Linked DNA regions of Homo sapiens: all the other regions are linked to region 3. A link is a loop called in an ENCODE intact Hi-C map of the cell type or tissue named here. Cell type or tissue: Calu3. All regions are shown on one strand. Links, peaks and the distances in the headings refer to the core of each region. The heading gives the core; the rest is flanking DNA.

Region 1 (6,132 bases), core at 333-5,332, 290 kb after region 3:
CAGTTTAGGGTTAGAAAAGCCAAGTGAGCTTAAGGCACTTGCTTTGCTTCCCTGCCATTGCCATGAACACGTCTATGAGGGTTGCAGAGAATGACAATTATCAAAGGCCTGTAAACATTCCTTCCATAACTTTTTATCTTAAAGGAAAATGGCTTGTTTTGGGAAATAGTGAAAAGGGCCAAAAGGGAAGTTGAATGTGGACAGTGTAAGTTTATGCATTCCAAGAAACCTGAAATGAACCCACTATTCAAGCAACACAGCTCTCTGTATTCCTTCAGCTTTATCAGGGCATTTTTAAGATTCTGTCAAATGTCTTTTTACTACAATGTCTGTAAGGGAGAAGACACAATAAAGCCCTCAACAGAGACTGTTGAGGAATCTCCAGTCACTTGTGCTTTTGTGATTTGCCTGATATCCACATAATTATCTAATTATATTTGAATATCTTTTGGCTAAATGTGGACTTTCAGAAGTCACAGCAAAATATGTTTTATCTGCCTAATTTATCATTAAATCAGAAGAGTTAGGTAGGATGAACATTACCCAACACCAAAGAGTAAACTTGTGGTTCCAGAGATTACTAAGTCATACAGCAGGAGGAAATTCAATTGTTCAGGACAGAACTGCTCTTTGAACTCTGAAGCAGGTATGTTCCTATAGTCAGAATGAATACTGTTTGGTGATCAACCCAAATCCTTTACAGACACAAACATTTTCTCCTATAAAGAGAACACAACTACACAGTACAGCTTATGTTAACTTAGCCTGATATTATCCAAGACCAATAAACATCTGGCCAAAAAAGAAGTCACTTTTGCTACCAAATTTGTACCTTCACTTTCCATGTGAGTTCTGGTCATACTGTTACAGTAGGTAGCTAGGCAGAGATGAGCAGGGCAGGAGAGGGCTCCCCCAACCCCACCAGGATTGTTAGGCAACCATCAGGTGATGGTCAGGCCATTGTTAACTGTCTCTCTAAAATAACTGGTCACAGCCAGCACCAGGGAGGAAAGGCAGTCTCCTAATAGATAGAACAAATCTGAAACTGGTGATTAGCAGCTTCCTGATAAGATCTCAGGAGCTGGGCAGGTGGGCTTAAGCATGAACATTAAAAGGCAAAATGGCGGTGTTGAACTGGTAAATGGCCTTCTAGGGACATTCGACTGGTAAGGGAAGAATGTCTCAAGTGAGCATGCGTACAAGTCTAGTAAACACACTGCACATGCTCACCAGCTAAATGCAGCAGACCACTGTGCATGTGGACAGCCCACCCCAAGGGAAGAATCAGGGGAGAAGGGATGCAAGAACCCAGAAGTATGCCCACACATAAAACCCCAAGTCAAATGTCAAATGGTGCACTTGTCTTTCAAGTCGCCCACTTGGTCCTCTTCCAAGTGTACTTTTATTCCTTTCACTCCTGCTCTAAAGCTTTTTTAATAGACTTTCACTCCTGCTCTAAAACTTGCCTGTCTCTCCATCTACCTTCTGCCCCTCAGCTGAATTCTTTCTTCTGAGTAGGCGAGAACTGAGGTTGCTGCAGACCCATATGGATTTGCTGCCAGTGACAACACTTACCTCAGATTGGGTGGTATAATCTCATATGACAGTCAGTCCTGGAACTGACATTCATTCCTAGACTAGTCTAATTCTTGTTATCTCTTATCTGCAAAAATGGCGAGTTGACAATAGAGTTTGAGATAAACATGTAAATGTTTGTATTTAAACAAGATACACAGTTAAATATACCAGCCCCATGGACACTGCTGGTCAAATTTTAGGTTTAGTATACTGCAGCAATGAGTTTTGAGATATATACTGGCTTTGAGATACTGTGGGAAAAAAGCCACGTAGAAAGTCAAAGGCAGCAGGCACTTCCAACGCATCTGGATTTTTTTTTTTCATATAAACTTTAGTCTTAGAATGAATTTTCCTGGGGAAGCGACTAGCCAGAAGCAATTTCAGGTGGAAAAACATTTGCTTACAAGGAAAGTTTCAGCAGAATCATGCTGGTTGAATGGAGAAGGATGAGATTTAAAGATTAATCCAGTTGAGTTTATTTATTTTTTTTTTACAGACGAGGAAGTTAGAGATGCAGGACAATTAAGTGCCTTACTCCAGATCACATGATCTGATAGGGACTAGGAAAGAACTAGAAACCAATATATCCTCAATACCAATTATTTTTGTATATGTCACAAGTGTCCATTTGTAATCATTTCTCTGTAGCCTTATTGAGGAATCTAAAAACAGAAGGATTAAAAATGCTACTTATCTTATTTGCAGGTCATGATGCAGATACATTTGCTTGGTGGACAAGACTAGTGATCATTCTTTCAGGACCACTTGAAAGCCCGAGATGGTTTCTTTGCAACTTAGATCCATTTATGTGTTTGAGTCTTGAGTTTTAGATACATGTAGAAAAATGCTTATTTGCAAAGGATGTGTCCAAAAGCACCTGTACTATAGTTAGAGGATTCCTTAGCTTAACCAAAGGCTTCGGAGAACTTTATCACTAACATTCTAGGTGACCTTGCCTAAGTTAGCAGACCTCTCTATGCTTTCTTTCTACCTGTAAAATCAGGCACCATGTAGATTAACAGAATGAGGATGGTCATAAAGTTTCTGAGGCTATACAAGTTGTTGAGAATGATAGAAACTGACCTATGTGTTTGTGGCAACAATGTGCATAATTTAGGACATAAATTGTTTAATGCAACCATCTTTAAGATTGCCTTAAAAAACTGGAAAGGCTCTTCCTGCTCAATCCCTGAATGTTCCACCCATAGGCTACATTCCATTAGGGTCCCATTTCCTTTCCTTCCCTTGCTTATAGCTTACTACATCTTTGTTAGGGTAATTTGTTGAAAGGAGATGGTCCTTCAGGAGCTTTGCTTCAAGGGACCCAACACTGGGTAGCCAAGTGCCCTCATCTCCTTATCCCTTAGAGTTCCTCCTATTTTAGGGAGACTAAGTGAATGCCACCCACAGGGCAAGGCAGAAAGAGCACCAGTGCCACCACCTGGATGCAGGGAGAATGAGGCAACACATAAAAGAAAAGTCTACCTGTCCAAGGGGGAGCAAGCTATCTTGCTTGATTCTTTGCCCTTCTGTTTTCATTTTCTTATCGTAATTTTTTTTGTCTTTGTATTTGTAATCACTTCTTTTAACATTTCCTACACATATGTGCTAATGATTTCTCAGTATCATCTACAACTCCCCTGCTTATGAAAGGGTCCAGAGAATGGTGAAGCACCCCACCCTAAGCCGGGAGATGAAGGAAACTAGAATTAGGTCATCCTTTGGAGAATGCATCCAACAGGCTTGATGCCTAGATGCAGGTCTACGTGTCCTCCTGAATATACAGGAAAAGCCTCTTTGTGAAGGTCTTTTTCATGCTGCCTGAGGTTCTGTTAAGTTCTATCAAATCATTAGCTACGAAATCAAGAAGACAGGGTCAGCGATTTTCTTGTTCTATGAAGAAAGACAGACAATATGGAGCATAGTAGTTGCCTGCCTCGTGACATGTGAGCCATGTAATTAATGATCCATGATACAAGGTTCTATACCATGTGATATAATTCGTAGACTAATCAGGGATTTAGGGTAATTGACTACAAATGTTCCTTAGAGTAAGAAATAGTCAGAGAGACCAAAAAATCCTTCCCAAGTGGACTTTATTTCCTTAGAGACTTTCCCCTAGACGCTTACTTCTAAAGATCCCTAGGTTATACAGATAGTTATGCAAGTCATTATAGATTACCCACCAGGAGTCAGGCACTGCTCTTGGCACCAAAAATGAGAAAAGGAACCAACTAAGTTTTCTAAATTAAGGTTAGTTTTTGTTTTAGTGGTTTAGTTACCTATTTCTGATGCAAAGTACTCATTTTTAGTGAACCATTTCAGGTCTCCCTGGATCCCAAGGGTTCCCTGGAGATAACTCAAGGGCAATGGGTTGTGGTGGAGGGATGGTGGAACAGTTTTTTTTGAAGGCCCCATGTATCAATTAGAGGAGCTTTACTTCTTTTTTTTCTATTTAGCAATTTTCTTTTTTAACTTTTAAGTTCAGCGGTACAGTGCAGGATGTGCAGTTTTGTTACCGAGGTAAACGTGTGTCATGAGGGTTTGTTGTACAGATTATTTCATCACCCAGGTATTAAGCCTAGTAACCATTAGTTATTTTGCCCAACCGTCTCCCTCCTGCCACCCTCCACTCTCTAATACACCCCAGTATTTTGCTCCTCTCTATGTGTCCGTGTGTTGTCATCGTTTAGCTCCCACTTAGAAGTGAGAACATGCAGTATTTGGTTTCCTGTTCCTGCATTAGTTTGCTAAGTAAGGGTAATGGCCTCCAGCTCCATCCATGTCCCTGCAAAAGACATGATCTTGTTCTTTTTTATGGCTTTATACTATTCCATGGTGTATATGTACCACATTTTCTTTATCCAGTCTATCACTGATGGGCATTTATGTTGATTACATGTTTTTGATATTGTGAATAATGCTGCAACGAACATATGAGTGCATGTGTCTTTATAATAGAATGATTTACATTCCTTGGGGTATATACCCAGTAATAGGACTGCTGAGTCAAATGATATTTCTGTCTTTAGATCTTTGAGGAATCACCACGCTCTTGCACAATGGCTGAACTAATTTACACTCCCACCAACAGTGTAAAAGGGTTCCTTTTTCTCCACAACCACATCAGCATCTGTTTTTTTTATTGTTTACTAATAACCATTCTGACAAGTGTGAGATGGTATCTCATTGTGGTTTTGATTTGCATTTCTCTAATGATCAGTGATGTTGAGCTTTTTTTTCATATGATTGTTGGCTGCATGTATGTCTTCTTTTGAAAAGTGTCTGTTCATGTCCTTTGCCCACTTTTTAATGGTGTAGTTTTATATTTCTTGTAAATTTAAGTTCCTTCTAGACGCTGGATATTAGACCTTTGTTAGAGGCATAGTTTGCAAAATTTTTCTCCCATTCTGTAGGTTGTCTGTTTACTCTGTTGATAGTTTCTTTTGCTGTGAAGAGCTCTTTAGTTTAATTAGATCCCATTTGTTAATTTTTAGTTTTGTTGCAATTGCTTTTGGTGTCTTCATCGTCAAATCTTTGTCCATGTCTGTGTCCTAAATGGTATTGCCTAGGTTTTCTTCTAAGGTTTTTATAGTTTTGGGTTTTACATTTAAGTCTTTAATTCATCTTGAGTTGACTTTTGTATATGGTGTAAAGAAAGGGTCCAGTTTCGATTTTCTGCATATGGCTAGCCAGTTCTTCCAGCACCATTTGTTAAATAGGGAATCCTTTCCCCATTGTGTGTCTTTGTCAGGTTTGTCAAAGATTTAAAAATTCATATGGAACCAAAAAAGAGCCCAAATAGCCAAGGCAATCCTAGGCAAAAAGAACAAAGCTGGAGGCATCATGCTAACGTACTTCAAACTACACTACAGGGTCACAGTAACCAAAACAGCATGGTACTGGTACTGGTAGAAGGACAGACACATGGAACAGAATAGAGAACCCAGGAATAAGATTGCACACCTACAACGATCACAGCTTTACTTCTGTCTGTTTTTGCATTGATATTCTGAGATATACTTGAAGAAAAATTTCTGAGAATTTTATACAATTAGGTATAGATGATTATGCTGAGCAGACTCAATCCTAAGAATGATCAAGATACCCCCAAATTATTGTGAGATCAGTCTAACAATTCAGTCTTTGGCGAACCACAGTGACCCATTCTTAGTGTCAGTCAGTGAATGAGTCCTGGATGACCTAAATATTTAAAATGGCTTATTGAGTATGTTATGGCTCAGTTTTATTTTTAAAATTCTGGGTTGGATTAAGGATTAACTTCTGTTAGGCTAAATGTTTTCAGGAGAAATTTAGTTGTCTCTTTTCTGGAGGAATAATAATAAAATCTGAAATAGAGTAATTCTAATATATCTCAAAGCATAAATACAGAAATTTAACAAGTAAGTTCTAAATAGTTTTATTCTGACTTAGACCATCTCTTCTGCATCCATCATAACACCTACTACAAGGCTGGAAAAATAGTAGGTGTTTAACATATACTATTGAATTGAGCTGAATTTTTCAGATTCTAGCATTGAAGAGCTAGATTGA
Region 2 (6,132 bases), core at 724-5,723, 790 kb after region 3:
GTAAGTTTAACAAAAGCCTCAGGGTCACCCAAGTTATCATCAAGTGGGTAAGTTAAAAATGGAGGCGTGCAGACAAATTGGCCGTTTAAAAATTAAACTTATCCAGAAAGACAGTTCAACTCAGAAAGCATTTCACTTCTACAGCACCTTGGCTCACTTACTGATAATCTCTGAAGAGACATTTTTACAAAGTGAATTTGATGTGTAGCTATGTTCTATTCACTTTTATCACCAGAACTCCCTTTCTATCAAAATAACAAGAATTTGAACTCAAACTTTAGAAAGGAAAAAAAAAACAACTCAAGAGAGAAAAGGCGAGTGAAGCAGGATTTCTGTGGCTTTATTTCTTAAATTGAAAAAAGACAGCATCAGAACAAATGGTGCCTCCAGGGCTCTTGGCTGCCCTTTCTGTCCTTCCATTGTGTAACCTTTAGGAAACGACTTAGTTAAAAATAAGAAACTTTTAAAAAATAGAATTTTCTCACCCAGATATTTAATTGGTTTATTTGCAGAGATAAAATGTCCTTCTCTGATCTAAAGATGAACTTCCAAATTACATGAAAATTCATACAGAATGAGAAAATTTACTAAATTCAAAAAATGATGTTTTCGGGATTGGAGTTGTTGAAAAATAGCATCAAGATTTGAGCAATGGGAGGAGGTTTTCACTGTTAATTATTTTATCGCTAACATTTTGTCCAATTTAAGATAAATTTATTTTCTTTCCTAGATGGCTCTGGGATTAAAGCAAGTCTCAAACTCGAGGTAGAGTTTTGTAGCCAAGTTACAAGAGCTTGACAAAGTTTATCATGGGAACGCTGACGCCACCTTACAACAATGTGACTAGCACCACTATAATGTTATCAAAATATGTGGGAAATAATTTGTTTCAGTAATAGAGAAGAGAATATAAAATTGCCACACTGAAATAAAGTACATTTTCTAATTGTTTGCTGATTCTAACACAACAATTTTGCAAAACATGAAGTAATTTGAGGGAATGTAGAAATCCAGTTAGCACATACATGAGAGATATGGGCACGTGATATCCAACTTGTCTTGCTCCCTCTCTGAAACCAACTGGAATATTCCTGCAACATGCAACTTTTGTTTTTTAAGTATAAGTTCATCAAGAGGATTTAAAAAGAGGTAGAAAAATACTGAAGCCTGACCACAGAAAACAGGAAAAACAGCCGAAGGCCTCAATTTTCCAACCCAGGAATAGATAAAAAATACAACTGAAAATAGCTCAAGAAAGATATTACACAGGTCCTGGCTTTCCTTCATTTTGGAAGTGAGCAGGGAAAGCAGAACAAAGATGGGGAGAACGAATGCAAGAGCTGGTCTCTTACGGTCGCAAAGCTCCATCCTATTTGGATAGCCATGGTTTTACCTGCATTCATGACACATCACATCTCAGTATTGATTCAGAGAGTGGTCCCATTTTCTCATCTCTGGAAGAATCTCTGTGATCACTTCTTAACTTTTGGAAAGTAGATTAGTCCAGCTACTTCATCATCCACAGAGAAGTTAACCTCTGGGCTTCCCATATGTTCTAGCTCTTTAATGTTGAGCTCTTCCAGTTTCCGTAGCTCATCTCCACAGGGAGAGCTCTTCTTGGGAGAATGTGTCCATTCACGTTTTCTAACTATCATCATCTTGATAGCTTACAACTATATAGAACTTTCCATTTTCCACAACTCCTTCAAATATCCAACAGCACCTCTGTGCAGTAGTATTATTCTTCTCAGTTTACTGAGGCAACAGAGCCAGTATTAACAGGCTCACTATTTATATACATAATCCAACCTTACACTCACTCTGGAAAAAGGATTTATTGTAACTTCACAGTTATAAGAATTACATAAATGACTTCCCTATATAAGCAATATTTAACTGCTTTTGGACACCAAGACTTCATTTTGAACATTTTGTAGAAAATCCTTCTCAAAAGGCTTGTATGTCACAAAGCACTGTCAATATAATTTAACCTGTTCTCGAAGACACAAGGTTGTAATCAGAAACATCTGTTATTTTGTAATGATGTAAGATAGATTTGTTTCTTTGAGTCTAGCAATCCTCCCCTCTCCTCTTATCAGGCTATCTGCTGCAATTCTGCCTCTTACAGCCCTGTTTCTCTCTCAAATCCTCTCGCACAACTAAGTATTGGGAATCATAAATAAGAGAACCACAATTATTAAGAACTGCATGTTAGACAAAGTTCAAAGGATTACATAAAAATTAATGTTAATTAGTTTGGTTCAGAAACCTAAAAGTTATTTCACTTCTCAAAGAAAGCTGTTTTAAAAAACTTATTTTCTATCCAGAGCCATTTTAAGAAAAGAAAACCTGAAATTCCCAAAGTCCGAAATTCAGATAAGCTAGGTGTGTGTGAACTTTAATTTCCACTTTTATTCACATCTACCCAATTTCTTACATCATCCTGTAAATTATCTTCAAATAGGGTTTTAAGGCAGTCTAGTAATCTATGAGTAATAACTACTTTTTATCTATTGTTATTGATATTATATTGAATCATAGAATTTTTTAACAATTGGTTCCCCAAATTACTTTGAGTGATAGTTCAAGAAGAAAAAGAAAAAATTATCATTACCAAAGTTGACAGCTGATGTAAAAACATCATTTCAAACATCATTCATTTTAAAGAGAGATGGCTCCACTGGAATAGAAATCAGGAGGTCTGGTATTAATGCTAGCTAGCAGTGTGAATTTAGCTAAGTAATTTGATCTATCCAGTCCAAATAGTCTTTTTTTTTAATTAACAGATATGATTGAACAAATACAGTTTTTAAGGTCCTGCTCAACTCCCAGATCTTGATATTTACAAAAAAAAAAATTAGAATAGCAAAAATCTGTGACAAGCGTGACATCTAGTGGCTTTTCAGTTTATATACATCCTGACCTATCAAGAATTCCAACGAAGTCACCATTGATTACTATAGTCTCATGCATGCAAATATTTAGAATTTTTAACTTAGAGGAATCTAGGGGATCATATACTTCAACCTTCTCATTTTCCACTAGTGAAAACGGAGAACCAAAGTGGTAATTTTTGTCCATGCTTAAGGTCACAGAGGTAGAGGTTGCCCAAAGCCTACTGACTCCCAATCCAGCATGTTTGTCATTACATTTGTACCCTCAAAAGCCAAAGAAGGAAAGAAATAATACTTTAAAAAATTGTATTCCTTTGTACAAAATTATTTTCTAATATCAAACCTGTTAGTGATAATTACACTGTTTTGTAATGTTTGTTTACTTATTTAAGTTTTTCTATAAGTTTCATGAGGTTAGAAACCCCAGGCCTCACTCATCTTTGTAGCTCCAGCACCCAGGCCTATACTGACCCTATCACTGATGCCCTAATCTATCTATCTAGCTAGCTAGCTAGCTATCATCTATCTAATCTATCTCTATCATCTATCTAATCTATTATCTATCACCTATCTATCATCTCTATAAAGCAAGAATAGTACATTGTCAATATATCCTTTTTAAAATGTAGTGGGGAGTGTGTAATTTTATAAAATGAGCACATATTGTATATGATTTGTGTGACCAAAAGGAAAACACATTTATTGGGCTGGGTTTTCCCACCTTTCCTTTGAAAAACCAAGTATTTACCTTCTGCATTATTTTGGTGGGGCTGACCCAGTCTCCTGCAGTCCCAGTGAGTTCATGACCAAAGCTTGGCAAGTCTCCATTTGTCTTCCAGTGGGCACAGTGACTGGCTCAGGGACTTTTCCGGTAAAGCCACTGGGAAAGATGGCTCCTCTTCCTCTGGGATCTTGAGCTACAAAGATGTAAAGATAAAATAGAAAAATTAGTGGCCCTTTTCTCCTGGCACATGGAAATAGCTTTCGTAAAACTGAAGTTAGCACGTGAAGGGAAGCAGAGATAGAGACTGGATTCATCATTAAAGCCTCTGAATCTGGCCATGCCATTTTTTGTTTGTTTAAACTTGCTTGAGCGGGTTTCTGTCTCTTGAAATCAAGTGCTGATAATATTAAAATATATCACTCAAAGGCTGAGTGCAGTGGCTCATGCCTGTAATCCCAGCACTTTGGGAGGCCAAGATAGGTGGATACTTGACGTCAGGAGTTCGAGACCAGCCTGACCAATATGGTGAAACTCCATCTCTACTTAGAAAAAAAAAAAAAAAAATTAGCCAGGCATGGTGTCACGTGCCTGTAATCCCAGCTACTTGGAAGGCTGAGGAAGGAGAAGTGCTTACCTGGGAGGTGGAGGTTGCAGTGAGCTGAGATCATACCACTGCACTCCAGCCTGGGTTACAGAGCAAGACTCTTGTCTCCAAAAAAATAATAATAATTAAAATATATGACTCAAAAAAGCAATTTTTTGAGGACAAGCCTTTCAGTTCCCAACTGTTTCCATGCAAAACAAGGCAGTTTTATCAACTCAGCTTGAAAATAGGAAATCATATCCTAGATATGAGATACCAATTATCTCTTCCTCCTTCTCTTAATGCTTATATTGCAGCATCTGATTCAGCTATTGAAAATGTATTGCGAATCTTTTTTCAATCCTTTTTTTATCTTTAATTTTAGGTTTAGGGGTACATGTGCAGGTTTATTATATAGGCAAACTGTGTGTTTTGGAGGTTTAGCACACAGGTAATGTTGTCACCTGAGTAATAAGCATAGTACCTGATGGGTACTTTTCTGACCCTCTCCCTCCTCTTACCCTCTACCCTCAAGTAGGCCCCAGGGTCTGTTGTTCCTCTCCTAGTGGATCCATGTGTTCTCATTGTTTAGGCCCCATTTATAAGTGAGAACGTGAATATTCATTTTTCTGTTTCCTGCATTAGTTTGCTTAGGATAATGGCCTCCAGCTCCATCCATGTTGTCACAAAAGATGTGATCTTATTCTTTTTTGTGACTGCATAGTACTCCAGGGTGTATAGGCACCACATTTTCTTTATCTAGTCTACTGTTGATGGGCATTTAGGTTAATTCTGTCTTTGCTGTTGTGGATAGTGCTGCAATGAACATACCATGCATGTGTCTTTATAGTAGAATGATTTATATTCCTTTGGGTATATACCCAATAATGGAATTCCTGGGTCAAATAGTATTTCTGTTTAAAGAGCTTTGAGAAATCACCACACTGCTTTCCACAATGGCTGAACTAATTTACATTCCCACCAGCAGTGTATAAGCATTCCGTTTTATCCACAACCTTGCCAGCATCTGTTTTTTTTAAAATTTTTTTAATATTAGCCATTCTTACTGGTATGAGATGGTGTCTCATTTTGGTTTTGATTTACATTCCTCTAATTATTAGTGATGTTGAGCGTTTTTCATATGCTTATTGATTGCATGTATCTCTTCTTTGGAAAAGTGTTCATGTCCTTACCCCACTTTTTAATGGGGTTGTTGGTTTTTTGCTTGCAAATTTGTTTAAGTTCTTTATTGATTCTGGACATGAAACCTTTGTCAGATGCATAGTTTGCAAATATTTTCTCCAATTCCATAAGTTGCCTGTTTACTCTGTTGATAGTTTATTTTGCTGTGCAGAATCCCTTTAATTTAATTAGATCCCATTTGTCAATTTTTTTTGTTGCAATTGTTTTTGGCATCTTTGTTGTGAAACCTTCGACAAGTCCTATGTCCAGAATAGTATTTCCTAAGTTATCTTCCAAGGATTTTATACTTTCAGGTTTTACATTTAAGTATTTAATCTACCTTGAGTTGATTTTTTTAATATGTGTTATAAGATAGCAGTCCAGTCTCAATCTTCTGCATATGACTAGCCAGTTATCCCAGCACCATTTTATGAATGTGGAGTCCTTTTCCCATTATTTATTTCTGTCAGCTTTGTCAAAAATCAGATGATTATAGGTGTGTGGCATTATTTCTCAGGTCTCTATTCTGTTCTATTGGTCTGTGTGTCTGTTTTTGTATCAGTACTATGCCGTTTTGGTTACTGTAGCCCTGTAGTATAGTTTGTGCCTTGTAATTGGGGCATTAAACCTGTTTACATTGAAGGTTAATATTAGTATGTGTGGATTTGATCCTATTATCATGTTGTTAGCTGGTCATTATGCATACTATAAACATTGCTATATAGTATCACTGGTCTGTGTATCTAAGT
Region 3 (6,132 bases), core at 425-5,424:
CACGGGTCTTTCACTAATGCCTTAGAGCCCAGCCCAGCCAAGGCTCTGTTATTCAGGAGAGGCTTTCCTCAAAGCTATGGAATGACCAAAGGCAGAGACTTACTGATGGCACCAGGGAGCACAGTAGCCTTTGGACAAATCTTCCCTGTTTATGGTTCACTGGTGAGAGCTTCCTCACTCCTCAGTTCCTGTGATGTTGAAGATACCTGAACCTGCCAAGTTCTAGCCTGAGAGAATGCCTGAGCTCCCTCTCCCTAGTTCCCGTTCTCCGCCTAGCTGGTTACACCAGCTGTGACCACCCACCCCTCTCAGAGTAGGCCATAGTTGGCCATGGAGGCAGAACTCCAGCATGACAAACATGCCAGAATGTCCCTGGACATTTAGTAACATGACAGCCCCTTCCCAGGAGTCATCACTACCTTGTACCATCGATGTGGCTAAGGGGTGAGTCACGTGTGTCTTTCCAGCGTTTGAGATTAAGTATGCTAGGCCCTGTTTGTGGAATACGTAGTTCACGTGTCACCTTTTTATCTGGGCCCTAGGTGATCTTTCCTTTCAACATCAGCCTATTCCCTCTTGCATCCTTCTTCCCACATGACAGACATCCAGTGCCTCCAATAATGACATCAAAAGGGATGAGACTGAAAAACAGATCAGAACTTGCTTGGATAACCTATTTTTCCTAAGCACTAAACAACATTAGACAACATGAAAATCTACCCTAAAACGCCTATAGGCTCACCCATAGTTGCAAGCAATAATGAAAGGTCTAAAAATATTTACACTTAGATATTATGAATATTCAATCTTTGTAACATTTTTTTTTAAATTCTGTTTTCATACTTGCATTTTTATCTACCAAATAAAAATCGATAGAAAATGTTTTAGTTCATGAAAGAGAAACTTGGCCAAAAAAAAAACAAGTTCTCATTAATTTTTGTAAACCAACTGAAGCTATAATTCTCAGCCTCCTGCTGTCACTCTTTACAGCAGGTCCTCAGTCTGAGGTCTGGGGAGACAATGCTGGTTTCCAATCCAGTTCCTGACTCTCAGTGCTCAGGATCTGCTTTGCACATTCCCTTTGAAGAACTTAGACCCACTCTCTGAAAGAGAAAACTACAGAAACACGATAGACGAGACCCCGGGCAAGGCCGAGGTGATGGGAAGGTGCGGGAAAGGCAATGAGTGGGGAGGGGATAGGATACAAAAGGATAGGCCAGGAAGACAGAGGAAGAAAAGCCTGATCAAACAGATAACATTGTTTTATAGGGAGAGGACATTAATCTTGGAGATATACGATAAATCCTTTCATATGTAGTATAAGAACAATGATGACAGCAAAAGCCAGGAAGGCAGACTCAGTTTTTCTTTGAGTGTTTAATTTCCATGGTTCCAGTTTGGTGTATTTGAGCACGATGATAGCTGTGAGCAAAATCTTCTCAATTCACTGATGTCTTGGAATTAAAACAAGCCTCTGCATCATTCTTTCACCCAGTAAGCATTTGTCAAGGTCCACTTGTGAGCATAGTGCACCAGAGAGGTCCTGAGGGATTGAAGAGAGGCAAGTGACGCTCTCCCCGCTCCAAAAGGTTTATGGTCAGGACCTCTGCTGGGATGAACAGTTCCTTGAAGGAGCCCACAGCAGGTGGTTTAGCTTAGTGGCCTTGGTAGGGAGAAGGGCAGCTGTGCAGTTAGGAATGAATTGGGGTTGTGTGTCTTGCAGGACCTGAGCTGCTGGGTGGTTTACAGCTATATGAAATTGTACGTGAAGGGGAAAATATGGCGGTGTGGATTCCTGGCTTCTGCAGGAAATAGCCAGAAAGCAAGTTATTTAGATGACTCAATGAAAACAAGAAATGGAAACTCATGCTTCTTGATTAAATGTGGCTTATTCACAGGGGGATGAGGCAAGGAGAGGAGAGAAAGGGGAGAAAAGCATGCATGTGCACATCAGTGCAAGCACATGAGTCTAAAAGGCAGATGGGATTGCCTGGAAAGGGAAAACCTCAAGGTGAATGCATCAGAATGGCCTGATGATTACAGAAAAGTTCTAACACGATGCCTAATGAATCTACAGTACCTCTCTGGGAAAGACTCAGAGGACTTTGTGAGGTTATGAAATTAATTTGTATTAAGTGTGTATAACACTCTAAAACACATTCCAACCTCAATGATCTCTCTTCTGCTATTAATTTATTCCAGCTCTTACTAAACTATCCATGGGAATCCTCCCATCCCCCGTTTAACAATTCTTTGAATCCTCAGGCTTAGCTAATTCTTATTTGATCTGCAAGGTGGCGGTGTGTAACAGTCAGTAGATGCCACTGTCTAATAGTGAAGGTGTCCACTCAACAAGCTTGTAGGTCAGAAGCTTCAGGTTCCCTTTGATGGATTAGCTCCCTGCTTGGTCGGCTGTGTAAGGTCTCAAGTCTGTGCATAGTATTTACTTAAGTCAGTGATGTAGCCACCTCTCCATTTCAGAGATGACGTTAGTGATGTGATTTGCCCTGGGTCTGTGATCATTGCTTTCACCGGCCTCTGGCTGCAGCACATTGCCTCATGCACTAAGAAGCCACAGTTGCCCTTCAAGGCTGATTCAATGGCATTTCATGGTATCTAACCCTGGCCCACTGCCCTCTGGACTTAGATCTTCAGGTTGTGTCCAAAATCTTAGCTCGGAAGATGGAGACAGGATCAGGTACCACATGGTCTTGAGTGTAGGAGCCAGTCTGAATGTGTCCTGTCACTTGATAGCAGACAGACACTCTTCATCAGCTACTCAGGACTCCAGGCGCCAGGAAGTAAGTTGAGGTCAGGGAGTTTGTTTTATCTACTGATTTGGAAAAATATTTAGCCTCCCTGGAACAGAGATGTACATTCCGTGTGCCTGAAGCCATGAAATTTGGCAAGTCTCATATCAGATACCTAAAACTGTTATGCAACTCAGTCTAATTTACATTGTAAGGCTGCCAGAGGGAACTAGATTTCTCCCTTGGTCTAAACGTCCCCTCTGACAATTCTAAGGGCCCAACAATTGATATCAATCAATCAACAATAATAATAATAATAATAGTAATAATGATATACCTTGCCCATATTTGACCTACAGTTCAAGGCCCATAGCTTTGGATAATCAGAAGTTAGAATTTGGCTCAGAGGGACATGTGAGTGACTTATGCAATACTTTGGCCATTTTACAAATGAAGACAAAGGTGTCTGACAGTGTGAATTAGAATGAAAACATCTCCCAAGCTAGCGTTTCTTCCACAATGGGCTCTTGCTGCAGAAAAGAAAAGCTATCTTTCTTGTCATTTTTCACCAAAGAGGCCATTGCATGTCTGATAATTTTTCTTCAAAATTGTTTCTTTTTATATTTAAATGCTTATTTTTTCCTAGCCGCTAGACCACCAGGGAAAAATTGTTTTCAAAAACCTTAATTCTGCTACTTAATTTTGCATGGTATATGTGAATCTGCAAAGGCAAGCACTTCAAACTGTGCTGTCTGGGGAAATAACACTTGCAATGGAAAGGCAAACTCAAAATCAGTGTGTCTAGCACTTACCTTTCAAATGATTAATGGTAATTGTGGTGTGTGTATGTATATGGGTGCAGAACTGTCAAAGAGCATCCATTTTAGATTAAACAGCTCTGGGTTCAACTTGAGGCTCAGCAAATTCTTCAGTTTTCTTATCTGGATTTTCTGTTCAACACACCAAAGTGTATTCTGTGAAATGTTAGTTTTGCAGAATAGGAAAAAAAGATCACAAGAAAAAAGGAAATCACAGTTAAATAAAAGAAGTTCAACTGGCTTTTTAACCATAGGGTCGCTCAGAGGCTTTAAGATATTAAAATACAATGTGACTCTCAAAGAAGGAACAACATATAAATTAAAATGCAATGAATATCCAAGAGTTTCTCAAACTTACCTGATTATGGACATTTTTTTTTTCATAGAGCCACTCATGAAACTGATGAATTTAGGGAAATCCTACATTCCTCCGGACTTGGGTTGCAAGTAATGAGACCAAACACTAGCTTAGGCAAAAAGAGAAAACCATTTGCTCCGGTCACCAAATCAAAGTCAGGACAAGGGTAGAGATAGCCTCCTGGACAACTGGAGCAGCTGATAATAATTAATATTTATTGTGAGACAACCATGTGCCAGGCACTGTTCAGCATGCTTCTCATGCATTAATTCATTCAATCCTCACAACAGTTCCATGAGCTAAGTACTATCATTATCTTTTACAGAAGAGGAAACTCAGGTTCAAAGAGGTTCAGTTTCCCAAGGTTACCTAGGCAGTCTGACTCTGAGCCCACACTTGGAACCACTGACCTTATGCTTCTCCAGGGACTTAAATGCTGTCAAAGTTTATTTTTCCTGCATGACTCTTGCGTCCTTGGGTCTATTTAATTCTCTTCAACCAGCTTTCCCCATGAGACAGAGACCTGGCTCCCGCCTGTCAGCCTGCCCCCTACCTCCTTCCCGGGAAAGGGCTCCTCTTCCAATTCCTATTAAAAACATTCTGGGCTGGGTGCGGTGGCTGATGCCTATAATCCCAGCAGTTTGGGAGGCCAAAGCAGGTGGATCTTTTGAGGTCAGGAGTTAGAGACCAGCTTCTACTAAAAATACAAAAACAAAAACAAAAACAAAAAATTAGCTGGGCATGGTGGTGCGTGCCTGTAGTCTTAGCTACTCAGGAGGCTGAGGTGGGAGAATTGCTTGATCCTGGAGGCAGAGGTTGCAGTGAGCTGAGATCGCACCACTGTGCTCCTCCAGCCTGGGTGACGGACCGAGACTCCATCTCAAAAAACAACAGAACATTCTGGAGAAGATCTATGATTAGCTCCTGACTTGAGGTCATGTGCCCAATCTTGGGCCAGTCACTAGGGTGGAGGGGCGGGTGGGGTGTTCTCGTCAGCTCAGCTTACATACCATTATTGTGGCCAGGAGAGCAGTGAACTATGATGGCCACTTCCACTATATCAGCATGGTCATAATAGGGTGACCATTATGTGATAGGGGGCACTTCTTTGAAAGAAAGAAGGTATGTTTTCCAGAAGAGGTGGCCAAGGACACTGGTATTCTGAACTGTCACACACCTGGGGATTTTAGAAACCAATGGGATATGTGTGTGGAGCTGCCAGCATGGTTCCTGGCGTTGCAATAGGCTGTTGATTCATCGTGGCTCCTCTTCTATTCAGGTTGCAAAAGAGAAAGATTTTAATGTGCAAATGCTTAACTAAGCAGGCAAAATAAACAGCTAGGAAGGCTGCTTTGTAAAACAAGTCCCACAGTTAAAAAAAGACAGCCAGGTCAAGGTCTAGGTCTGACAGGTCAGGCCAAGCTGGCAGACAAACAAAACAAGATCAGGGAATGGGGTAGCAAGATCCAAATTTATCATAAAGCATAGACTTGTTCAAGGAACAGGCCAGGGTCAACATCAGAGGTCCAATTTGAGTGAGACGGTGTGGGCAGAGGTCCAACCAGGCAGACCGGCCAGCCCACAGCAAGGTCTGGAGGGGCCCACTCGGGCTGGAGTGCAGGATCCCAGCAGGGTAGAGGTTAGGGAGCCATCCTCAGAGGCAGAACAGGGAGACAGAGAACAGTGCCTCAGATTCCAAGATAAGGAAGCAAGTGTGACCAAATTAAGTTAGGAGTTGTCTGTGGAGCCACATGATGCCAGAGAGAATTTCTTCCAAGCCCTAGAAGAGAAATTTAATATGAACAACACATCGATTTACTTCCACCAGCTATACCCACATATCCTAAAGTCAGCAGTGACCACTTGCAGGAATGGGTTGCTGAATCCCAGAGAGGGGCACACGTGGGTACTTGCCATGCTGACAGCTTCAGTTCAGAAGGGCAGTCCTCCTCAGGCCTGTCTTTGTTTCCTCGGCCTCTAGCTTTGTGTTAGCCAGCTCTGTGCGCAGGATCGGTGAGGAATGCTGCCTCCTCGTCTGTGATGATCCACGAGGTGGATCCTCACCCACCTTCACTGTTGTAGTGTCTACTACTACTGCTGTGAAAAAATCGCCACACACCAGTGGCTCAAAACAGTGCACGTTTATTATCTCACCGTTCTAGAGATCAGAAGTCAAAAATGGGTCTCACTGGGCTCACATCAAGGA

Evidence for each region. A loop is a pair of places that touch in the nucleus more often than their neighbours do. Peaks named below come from ENCODE experiments on the same cell type or tissue, not always from the same donor. Only the 100,000 strongest peaks of a DNase experiment are listed, where the experiment ranks them.
Region 1: it touches region 3 in a loop (14-fold over the local background); 10 of 110 quality-filtered maps call a loop at or near these places.
Region 2: it touches region 3 in a loop (4-fold over the local background); 11 of 110 quality-filtered maps call a loop at or near these places.

The regions. Positions count from the first base shown.
Region 1 is chr5:32,913,830-32,919,961 of GRCh38, forward strand. All of the region lies in intron 1 of LOC124900955 (a long non-coding RNA gene), which reads right to left. Among named protein-coding and RNA genes, the nearest start is that of LINC02120, 31 kb to the right of the region's middle. In Calu3, for the core only: a CTCF peak has its summit at 3,032 (motif pointing left); a DNase peak (open chromatin) is centred at 2,992.
Region 2 is chr5:33,420,336-33,426,467 of GRCh38, forward strand. TARS1-DT (TARS1 divergent transcript) reads right to left here. Exons shown (of 3, transcript XR_001742630.2): 2 at 3,643-3,811. Among named protein-coding and RNA genes, the nearest start is that of TARS1-DT, 17 kb to the right of the region's middle. In Calu3, for the core only: a CTCF peak has its summit at 2,871 (motif pointing left); no DNase peak of the experiment used is centred there.
Region 3 is chr5:32,625,803-32,631,934 of GRCh38, forward strand. No RefSeq gene overlaps it. Among named protein-coding and RNA genes, the nearest start is that of LINC02061, 23 kb to the right of the region's middle. In Calu3, for the core only: no CTCF peak of the experiment used is centred there; a DNase peak (open chromatin) is centred at 2,309.